2 separate regions of the Homo sapiens genome follow, and region 2 is linked to region 1. Evidence: chromatin loops called from intact Hi-C (ENCODE). Cell type or tissue: IMR-90. All regions are shown on one strand.

Region 1 (5,000 bases):
ATATAATTCTTGGTTTATGTAATTTTTATGTTAAAAATTCATATTGCCATATATAGACATCTATTTAGTTATACTCATTATTAAAAAGCTTATAATATTAGGAAAACACAAGTAACTACATGGAAAAGACAAGACATAATTATTAAACAAAGGGTGCCAAAAACCTTCAGTGTATTACAGAACCATATGAGCAAATCATTTTCAAAAGGCATGATTATTTTCCAGATATAATTTGTCCATATGCACCACCTGGCAAAGCAAGGAAAAGTGATTCCCTCAACTCCCCAACCCCCATTCCCATCAGCTACTTATATGAGTGCTTTCCTTTTCAAGGTTGCTTTTGACATTAAGAGTGTGGATAGAGGAAAAACAAGTAGAAGATGAACATGTGGACTCTTGCCAAGAAACCTATGCTCTCCAAACCTTCACAACCTTAGTTCTTAATGATAATTTTGGATACCTATAAGTAACCGGGACTACCTGCTGTTTTTAAGCAAAGAAGTAAAACATGTTGAAGGACTTTGCTAACTAATAGAAAGAATGATGGACTGATGACCAGATTTACTTGACTGCGTAAATTTGTGCATTTCCTTTAGATATCTGACCTTTCTACTCTTCTTCTGCAATGTCAAGGGAATTAACTAAACTACATTTCAGCCTCTGTACATTCCAAAATCATATGTATCTAGAATGAATCATGCACTAAATCATCAAGTAAACATTCATTGGCCCCAATCTTTCTCTCTGACTTCATCTCCAATCTTTCACTCTACCCTTCACTCTTTCACTCTTCCTGGAACAAGCAACCTTGTTCTCATATAAGAGCCTTTTAACCTTATATGAGAACCTTAAGAAGCTTCTGGCTGGATTTTTCCCAAGGCTCATACCTTATTATTTAAATCTGTGTTCATTTGACACCCCATCAAAGAGGCCTTCCTCAAACAATTCAACATCAACCTCAACTCTACCTAAAGCACCTTTATTCTTTCATCCTTTTTACCACTCATATTTCCCTCCACACATGCCATTGTCCAAAGTTGATTCCCTTCCCCATTTCATCCTGTCAAAATGAAAGCTCTGGGAAGAGTTTTAAGCATTTCCATTTTTAATTCTATGTCAACTAATATTATGCCTTATTATATGTAAGTACTCCATTATTCAAACAAGACAGAATATTTGCATTTTATAACCCATTCTCATTTTCACATACGCCATATTCACAACCAAGCCACAAAAATTCGGAATTATCGTTTAACTTTTTCAATTTTCTCCGTTTTCTATATTAGAAAGCTTAGCACTGTCTTGGATTCTTTCCCTCACTCTTCAATGTATTCTACCATTATGTTTTTTGATAGCTACTCCCAACCCACACGCCTGCATTTCTTTATCTACCTCTAAGCAACTTCGAGTCTCTCATTTTTTACATTCCCTCAATGATAAAGTAAAATGTGCCTAAGATTGTAGCTTTATGTTCATGCTTGCAACTATTAAAAAAAAAAGTTCACCCTTATTAAACTACCTGATCGACTATGCCTCTTAGTTAGCAAAGTCCTGAAATGTCTGGTTCACTTAAGCTTCCAAACCTCCTAACTCTAATCTCAGTTTAGGCCAATGGCATTACTATTCCAAGAGCACATAATAATCATTTTATTTTCTCTACTTGTATTTCTTCCAAATTAACTGCTTTACTCTCAATTATCCAAACTGAACAGCTTCCAAAGCCTAGCTCAAGACTTACTGACTTACTTTCATACATATAACATAATGTACTAAATTCTCAGTGATATATTCCTTCTGCAAAATCCAATCACACTTATAAACTAAATAATATATACACTTAATAAATTTGATTCTATGTTGTCATTATTTTTGCAGCCAATCCTTCTATGTGAATGTGATTCTCCCAACCCAGTTGATGTGGTCTTGATGGAAGGTGCTACATTCTATGCCTCTTAGGTAGCACAAATTAAGCATTGCATATGTGGAAGTATCAATAAGAGATACAAACTTTGTTGTTTAAAATTCATTTGCCTAAAACCTAGAGAGGGAAAATACACTGTCTATGGTTATAATATAGCTAGCAGCAGAGTCAGAACTGAAACTCAGATTTCTTAACTCATAGTCCAGATATCTTATCATCTTAGACTATCTCTCATAAATCATGTATTTCAAGTACTAAGCTGTTTCTTAAGGGTAGTCCTAAATACCAAAGGAAATAATAATATGGCACGGCGTATACATTTTCTCAGAGCAAAATGTTGACATTACTTAATACCTAAAATAAGCATTTTGGATGAAAGGAAAAGTCACTGCCTCAAACATTAGAATGAGTCACAATCACTCCCCCTCAATACAACTAACAAGCAATAATGGCTGTGCTGTGTTCAGTATTGTCTTACAGACTCTGCCAGTGCTTATGATGATCATTGTCTTCAAACCATACCTTGTACAGAAGTGGTGGCCTGCAGTTAAAGCACCTATGTAGTGGAGTAAACATTGTGGTTAAGAAGAATGCAGAACCCTCTGGGGATGTCATTTCAATATAGCATTTTGGAGAACTTGGTCTGGGTCAGTCTCATCATACTGAAAGCTCCCCAGGACCAGAAATTGTTCTAACAACCTGTCTTTATTGTTCAGAATCTGAGAGAAAAGAATGAATGCCTCTCTTGGTAAATGGTTTTTAAAAATAGATTATTTAATAATAACATAGACAAATATTTTTAAGTTTCAAGTATGACAGATATCTGTAAAATACTGATTTTGCTGAATTATAAATTAAAAAGAGACTCATTGTTGGCATCTAATTTTCCTGTACAGAAAAAAACCTTGCTGAATGATCTGCTCTTGAGATACTCCTTCTATCTGATGTAGTCAAGTCTGAACACGTTTAAGAAACAAAATCTCATTGCCTGTGATAGGCATAATAATGGCCCCCCACAGAGGTTTATGCCAAGGGAATTAACTTAACTATATTCCAGTTCTTTGTACATTCCAAAGTTGTATGTATCTAGAATGAATCACGCACCAAAGCATCAAGTAGACATTTATTGGCCCCAGTCTTTCTGTCAGAGTCTCCAAAATTGTCAGAATCTCCAAAACTGTCAGATTCTGTCAGAATTTCCAAAACTTCTAAGTATGTTGTCATACATAGTAAGAGGGACTTTGCAGACGTAATTAAATTTGAGGACCTTGAGATGAAAAGATTATCCTGAATTATCTGGGTGAGCCCAATCTAATCAGATGAGTTCTTAAAAGTGGAAATGAAATGGAAAACAACTGCATCAGAGAAATTCAAATTGAGAGGAATTTGACCCCCAGTTGCTGGCTTTCTAGTTGAAAAAGAGGTACCAAGAGAATAGAAGTGTTGCAGCTTCTAGAAACAGTGAACAGCTCTCACTTTGCAGCCAGTTAGAAAGTGGGCACCTTAGTCTTACAACCTCAAGCAACTGAATTTATCAGTAGGAAACGGGTTCTTCCTTAGACCCTCCAGAAAATAATGCAACCTACTGACAATTTAATTTTAGTTGGGTGAGACCAATAGCAGAGTTGTTACCTGCAGAACTATGAGATAATACATTTGTGTCATTTAAGCCCATAAGTTCTTGCTAATCTACTACACTAGTTATAAAAAACTAATACACTGACCTAATAAGCATATGAGTAAAAGAGAATATTTAATTTTCACAAGGAAGAGAGCTGCCCCACCTGAATGCACAATTACAGAAATGTCGTCAAGCATCATTTCCTACACAATTGCCAAGTTATGTGTGTGGATCAACATATGGCAACCCAGTGTTTACCACTGGGGACATAAGATTGATAACGTTGGTTTAACACCTTTAAATGGAAAAGTAATTGAATTCAGGACCAAGCTAAAATTTAAATAAATATCCACTTGAAAATTTTAGGCAAACAGAAATAAATAAAAAAATCACAAGTAAAAGAAGTAAAATTGTTCTCAGCACATATGAAGACTTGTTCTAAGTCAGAGGTCAGGTATATTCAGCTCAGCATTTTCTGTCTTTCAGAGACACCAAGGCTTATATTTGTTCAAGCATTCACGTCTTCTTAGTGTTAAACTAAAAAATTCAGAAGTTATCCTCTCGTACTGATCAAATGATAGAACTGCCTTCTGAGAATTTATATAAACATTTCTAAAAATTTTTCTTTGTATTCTAGGCTATGATGAATTCACTTATTTTACTACCATTGTGCAAACTAGAACATGTAAAATATTTCATCAGCTTGTTCTGATACCTTAGGACATGACAAATTATTCTATTCAATTTATTTATAATCTTAATGATTTTGCAGTTTTATGATAGTTTTTTTTTTGTTCTTGTCAGAGTAAAGGTTTGATTTTATTCCCTTACCTGTAAAACAAGAATAATATTAATATCTGTACCATAAATTTATTGTGAAGCTTAAATATGGTAATGTATGGGAGCCATGTAGAACAGCACCTAATACTTGCAACACCATCATAAATTTCAACTCTTACTGGTTCCGTTATTGTTGTTAATTGCTCATCCTTACTTAATCTTTTATCACCTTCATTGCCTTTGTTAAAAGCCTGTTTCAAGAGGCTTCCCATCTATGTTACATGTTACAATTGATTATTCATTTAATTATTTTCATTACCCAATAACCTTTTAAACTTCAGTCATGTGCTAGATATTGAAGTAAGGAAAATGATTTAAACACAAGCTTTCTTTACCTTCCAAGTGCTCAGGGTCTAGCATCTTCAAATTAGAATGGGCACTACAGTCACGTAGTGTGTCATTCAATCTGATGTAGTTAAACTACAATAGCCAACATTCTCCAAATCTTGGTGTTTCAAAAAATTTACAAGATAAAGTTACATTTTTTTCTTGCAATGTTGACTGAGTCCTGAAGACTACACAACTCATCTGTGATGACTGAGCTGTGCACCTTATAGGAGCATATGTTCCACCCTTGCAGCAGAGGAGAAGAAAACAGGCAAATCAATGTTTCCTATC
Region 2 (5,000 bases), 88 kb after region 1:
AATGAAATTTTGATGTCAAAATTTAAAAAAGTGAATTTGAATAGAAGTTTAACAAAAATGACAATGGATAAAAAATACTCAGGACATATTTTCTATAGCTAAGACAAATCTATTATTCTCAAGCACCATTTTTTTCATTATCAAAATCTTATATATATGGAATTTTCCTGAATTTATTAAATGCTATTTCCCAAATAACATGAAACAATATGAGTAAGTTTTACAACAGATCTTAGTATAGTTGCTAAGCATATTCTTCAATTACTATATATAAAAAATACTCTAATAATCTTTTGAACATATAGAAAAAACATGTTTTTCAGACCTGGTTTTGGAATTTACTTTTCAGTTGTAAGAAAGATAAGGTATTAAATCTATTTATTGCATACAGATGGAGATTAAATTATTTAAACAAATGAAACTCAGACGTAATGATTATACACAGTACAAAGAACACTCTGCATTTTGCATGAATATTCATACAGTTCAGTTTCCAGATTCCCAATCTCACATTATAAATTACTTTTGAACAACAGTGTTGCTTTCTTTTTTTCTACTGCACTACTTCCTACATGAGTCTGACAGAGTTTTCCAAATTTCTTGACTACTATAAAATACCTTCAAATTTTTCTACAACTAAAACTGACATTTAAATGATATAGTAAAAGCCTTGTAATAAAAATGATTTCCCAGCGTTACAAAGGTGAGATCCATCACATTGGCTAAAAGTAAGAAATGTGTAATTAACACTTAAAGTCAGAATATTGTATTACCAGTCTATTTTTCCATGTACTTTGTCCATTCATCAAATATTTATTAAGCATCTATTAAGTACAAGACTGCATGTTAACAAAGATTAATCAAAGACAAAATTTCTCTTGAAATTACTTACAAAGTGGTTAAAAAGACACAGACGCACATAACAATTAAGCACTATAAAAACTGACAGATGTCTTCTTATCTATGTAAAGTGTCATAATCCTTTAGAAGATGAAATATAATTTTAAGCATGCAGGTTAGAAGCATTTTATCTGGAAGTTAGAACTAGTGTAGTGGTTGGGGTTATTTCAAGAACAACATAAAGTGATCTACATTTGTTTCCTCAAACCAGAAAGTCTTAAGTTGTTGCAGGAAGTCAGGGACCCTGAACGGAGGGACTGGCTGGAGCCGCGGCCGAGGAACATAAATTGTGAAGATTTCATTTTAATATGGACATTTATCAGTTCCCAAAATTAATACTTTTATAATTTCTTACACCTGTCTTCACTTCAGTCTCTGAACATAAATTGTGAAGATTTCATAGACATTTATCAGTTCCCAAATAATACTCTTATAATTTCTTATGCCTGTCTTTACTTTAATCTCCTAATCCTGTTAACTTCATGAGCTGCGAATGTATGTCACCTCAGGACCTCTACTGTACAAATTGATTGTAAAACATGTGTGTTTCAACAATATGATATCAGTGCACCTTGAAAAAGAACAGAATAACAGCGATTTTCAGGGAACAAGGGAAGACGACCATAAGGTCTGACTGCCTGCAGGGTTGGGCAGAATACAGCCATATTTTTCTTCTTGCAGACAGCCTATAAATGGACATGGAAGTAGGAGCGATATCACTAAATTCTTCTCCTAGCAAGGATTATTAAATATTAAGACCCTAGGAAAAGAATTGCATTCCTTGGGGGAGGTCTATAAATCGTCGCTCTTGCAGTGTCTGTCTTATGCGGTTGAGATAAGGACTGAGATACGCCCTGGTCTCCTGCAGTACCCTCAGGCTTACTAGGATTGGGAAACACCAGCCCTGGTAAATTTCAGGTCAGACCAGTTCTCTGCTCTCGAACCCTGTTTCCTGTTAAGATGTTTATCAAGACAATACGTGCACCGCTGAACATAGACCCTTATCAGGAGTTTCTGATTTTGTCCTGGTCCTGTTTCCTCAGAAGCATGTGATCTACTCCCTGTTCGTACACTCCCTCCCCTTTTAAAATCCCTAATAAAAACTTGCTGGTTTTCCAGCTCAGGGGGCATCATGGACCTACCAATGTGTGATGTCACCCCCAGAGGGCCAGCTGTAAAATTCCTCTCTTTGTATTCTTTCTCTTTATTTCTCAGACCGGCCGACACTTAGGGAAAATAGAAAGAACCTATGTTGAAATACTGGGGGCTGGTTCCCCCAATATTAAGTTATTTCATTGTTTCTGAAAGAGTAAATCATTGTGTTCAAATCTGATTAATGAAAATATTGATTTCTTACCCAATAGCAAGGAATGTGAGATACTGGTTTTATGAGGCAGTAAATTTTTTATTAGTTCATATAACTAGGGGAAACATCAGAAGAAATATAATAATGGGCTTCTATGCAGTAGACACCATCAAATACTTAATAATTTTTTCTTAACTTTTAAGGTTAAAAAACTTCTACAAGCTCCAACAAATTCTGAAATAATTGTCAATGTATTAGATGGGACCATGCAGATAAGAGATTAAAATTGAAATTGCCACTCTAAATATTCCTAGGTCAGCGCTTCAATGCACCATGAATTAAAATGTTGCAATACCGTAGTATGTGCTCATAATACAATTTAATCCTTCCTAAAGAGGGAGAAGATAACTGCCAGAGAGGCTTTCTTTGCTTAGCAAAGATATATATTAGATAACTGGCTGCTGTAATTTATTACAGAAAAAAAGTATGGCTGTTGTGTGAAATAATTTTCTGAGTTATTAAAAGTTTTGATCACTTCATACTTCGTTGCCAATAGTTTAACTCTCATGTCATAAGTGAGATGATTGAGTGAACTCAACAGACTCTTCCAGGAGGTTGAAATGGAGTCAAGGTCAAGTGCCAGAATGGGTGGGACATGGACAACAGTCAGGTCTAATTCCCCCTCTTAGTTTGATCAGTGGTTGCTCAGACTAGCCAATGTTTGTGTTGAACCAAGGGGTCAACGTTTTGACTATTTCATGCCAGCCTTACCCACTTACATCTTCTAGACCTATTTTTCTATTTATACCTATTTACCTCCCATTTGTACCTTTAATAGTAGCTATAAATATTAAAATTTGGCTTAAATTATAATTTCCAATAGCAGAAATAGATATGATTGACCCTTGAACAACACAGGGGTTAGAGCCACTGACCCCTGTGCCAGTCAAAAATCTGCATATAACTTTTGACTTCCCCAAAACTTAACCACTAATAACCCACTGTTGACTGGAAGCATTACCAGTAACATAAACTGTTGATTAACACATGTTTTATATGTTATATGTATTATATACTGTATTCTTACAGTAAAGTAAGCTAGGGAAAAGAAAATGTTATTAAGAAAATCGTAAGGAAGAGAAAATACATCTACTATTCCTTAAGTGAAAGTGGAGCATCATAAAATCTTCATCCTCATGTCTTCACATTAAGTAGGTTAAAGAAGAAGAGGAGAGGTTGGTCCTGCTGTCTCAGGGGTGGCAGAGACAGAAGAAAGTTCTCATATGAGTGAATCTGCACAGTTCAAACCTGTGTCATTCAAGGGTGAACTCAATACATATGTATATTATATGTAAATATGATATTATCTATTTATATATAACTTCCTTTTTGTTGTATATATTGAACATCTGCATTGTAAACTTTTCTGTAGAGTTATGCTCATGTGAATGGAGCTGTTTACATCTTTTAGACTTTTTCATGGTGAAGGTAATCGAACATAAAATAATTAGCTTCTGTAATTCTAATGAAGAAAATGTCAGCAATGTAGTTAAGATTTCTGGTGAGTTTATCATAAATGCAAACTCTTATGATCACTTATGTCATGCTCTAAATTAATCAGATGGGACACCTGCCTTCCCTTAAGGTGTTCATATATTGTGATTAAATAGAAAAGTGTATGCCTGAGGGAAAACTTGCTGGCCTACTAACCTATATTTGGGAGTCATGTTCATTGATGAGCTTAAAAATCCCTTGAGAGCCAACAATAATCTGCCTTTTTTCCAAATGTTCTGACAAGTCAGTTTCCCGTCATCCGTTTGGTGCTGTCTGGCTACGTGCTGCTCGTATCACTCCTCACAGGCCACACGTATACACTGGTCTTTGAAGCTGCCACTCCCCAAGCCTGCCCCAATAACCATTTCTGTCTCAATGGTAGTTCCTGTTAATACTACAAAAATGGAAATTGTCAAGGTGAGCAGGTTGCCATATGGAGGTTGACAGCTGCTCAGTCAGATTAAGACAAATGCACATAGGCAGTGTGAGTGCAAGAAAAAAAAAATAACTCGGAAGAAAACTTTGTTGTTTGCTATTGGTATCTTTTCCAGGATTTTTAGAAATAGAGTATCTGTTTTAAAGATTGTTTTGTACGCAGGTAAGCTTGAGCTGGTATTGATATGAAGCAAACCAAAAAAGAGTAAAGTAACCTTTAAAATGTTGTATTTCCATGTTGATCCTCTTTGCCTCTGGCCACAGTGTTTAATTTAACATGACTCATTCTCCCCCATCCCACCTCATGTGTAGAACACCTCTGCAAGGTATCTTTCAAAATAATAAATGAAGATCCTTACATTGTGAAAAGGGAAATAATGTTGAACAAATTGTAAAAATGTGTTTTAAAAGACTGCATAGCATGCCAAGAAAAAAACGAACAGAATTTTACAACCCACTGAAAGATAACACACCACCATCAATAGCCAAGCTCATGAATAAATAAATATTTACAACATACACATATGCATATCAAGGCGAGGCTACATCGCAGGAACTCAGAATCTGTGGAAAATATTTATGCAATGCCTATACAGTAACAAACAGAGGCACTAAAAAGGAAATAATTTTAAAGCACAGTCAACACGTTTAAAGTTTTTCAGTAACTTGACTGACCTTTAAAAAATACACAGAATTCTTTTAACAATATGAAATATGTTGCTATGATTGCCTATTCCTGAACTTAACTGAGTTGTATCATCATCACACAGCAGAGCTAGCAAATTTCTAGCTGAGCTAGTTAGAG

The links. A loop is a pair of places that touch in the nucleus more often than their neighbours do. Peaks named below come from ENCODE experiments on the same cell type or tissue, not always from the same donor. Only the 100,000 strongest peaks of a DNase experiment are listed, where the experiment ranks them.
Region 2: it touches region 1 in a loop (2.0-fold over the local background); 1 of 110 quality-filtered maps calls a loop at or near these places.

What each region holds. Positions count from the first base shown.
Region 1 is chr3:76,401,076-76,406,075 of GRCh38, reverse strand. It overlaps a transcript of ROBO2 not described here. Among named protein-coding and RNA genes, the nearest start is that of ZNF717, 620 kb to the right of the region's middle. In IMR-90, no CTCF peak of the experiment used is centred here; DNase peaks (open chromatin) are centred at 695 and 2,285; H3K27ac peaks cover 175 bases.
Region 2 is chr3:76,313,012-76,318,011 of GRCh38, reverse strand. It overlaps a transcript of ROBO2 not described here. Among named protein-coding and RNA genes, the nearest start is that of ZNF717, 530 kb to the right of the region's middle. In IMR-90, no CTCF peak of the experiment used is centred here; no DNase peak of the experiment used is centred here; H3K4me3 peaks cover 13 bases; H3K27ac peaks cover 82 bases.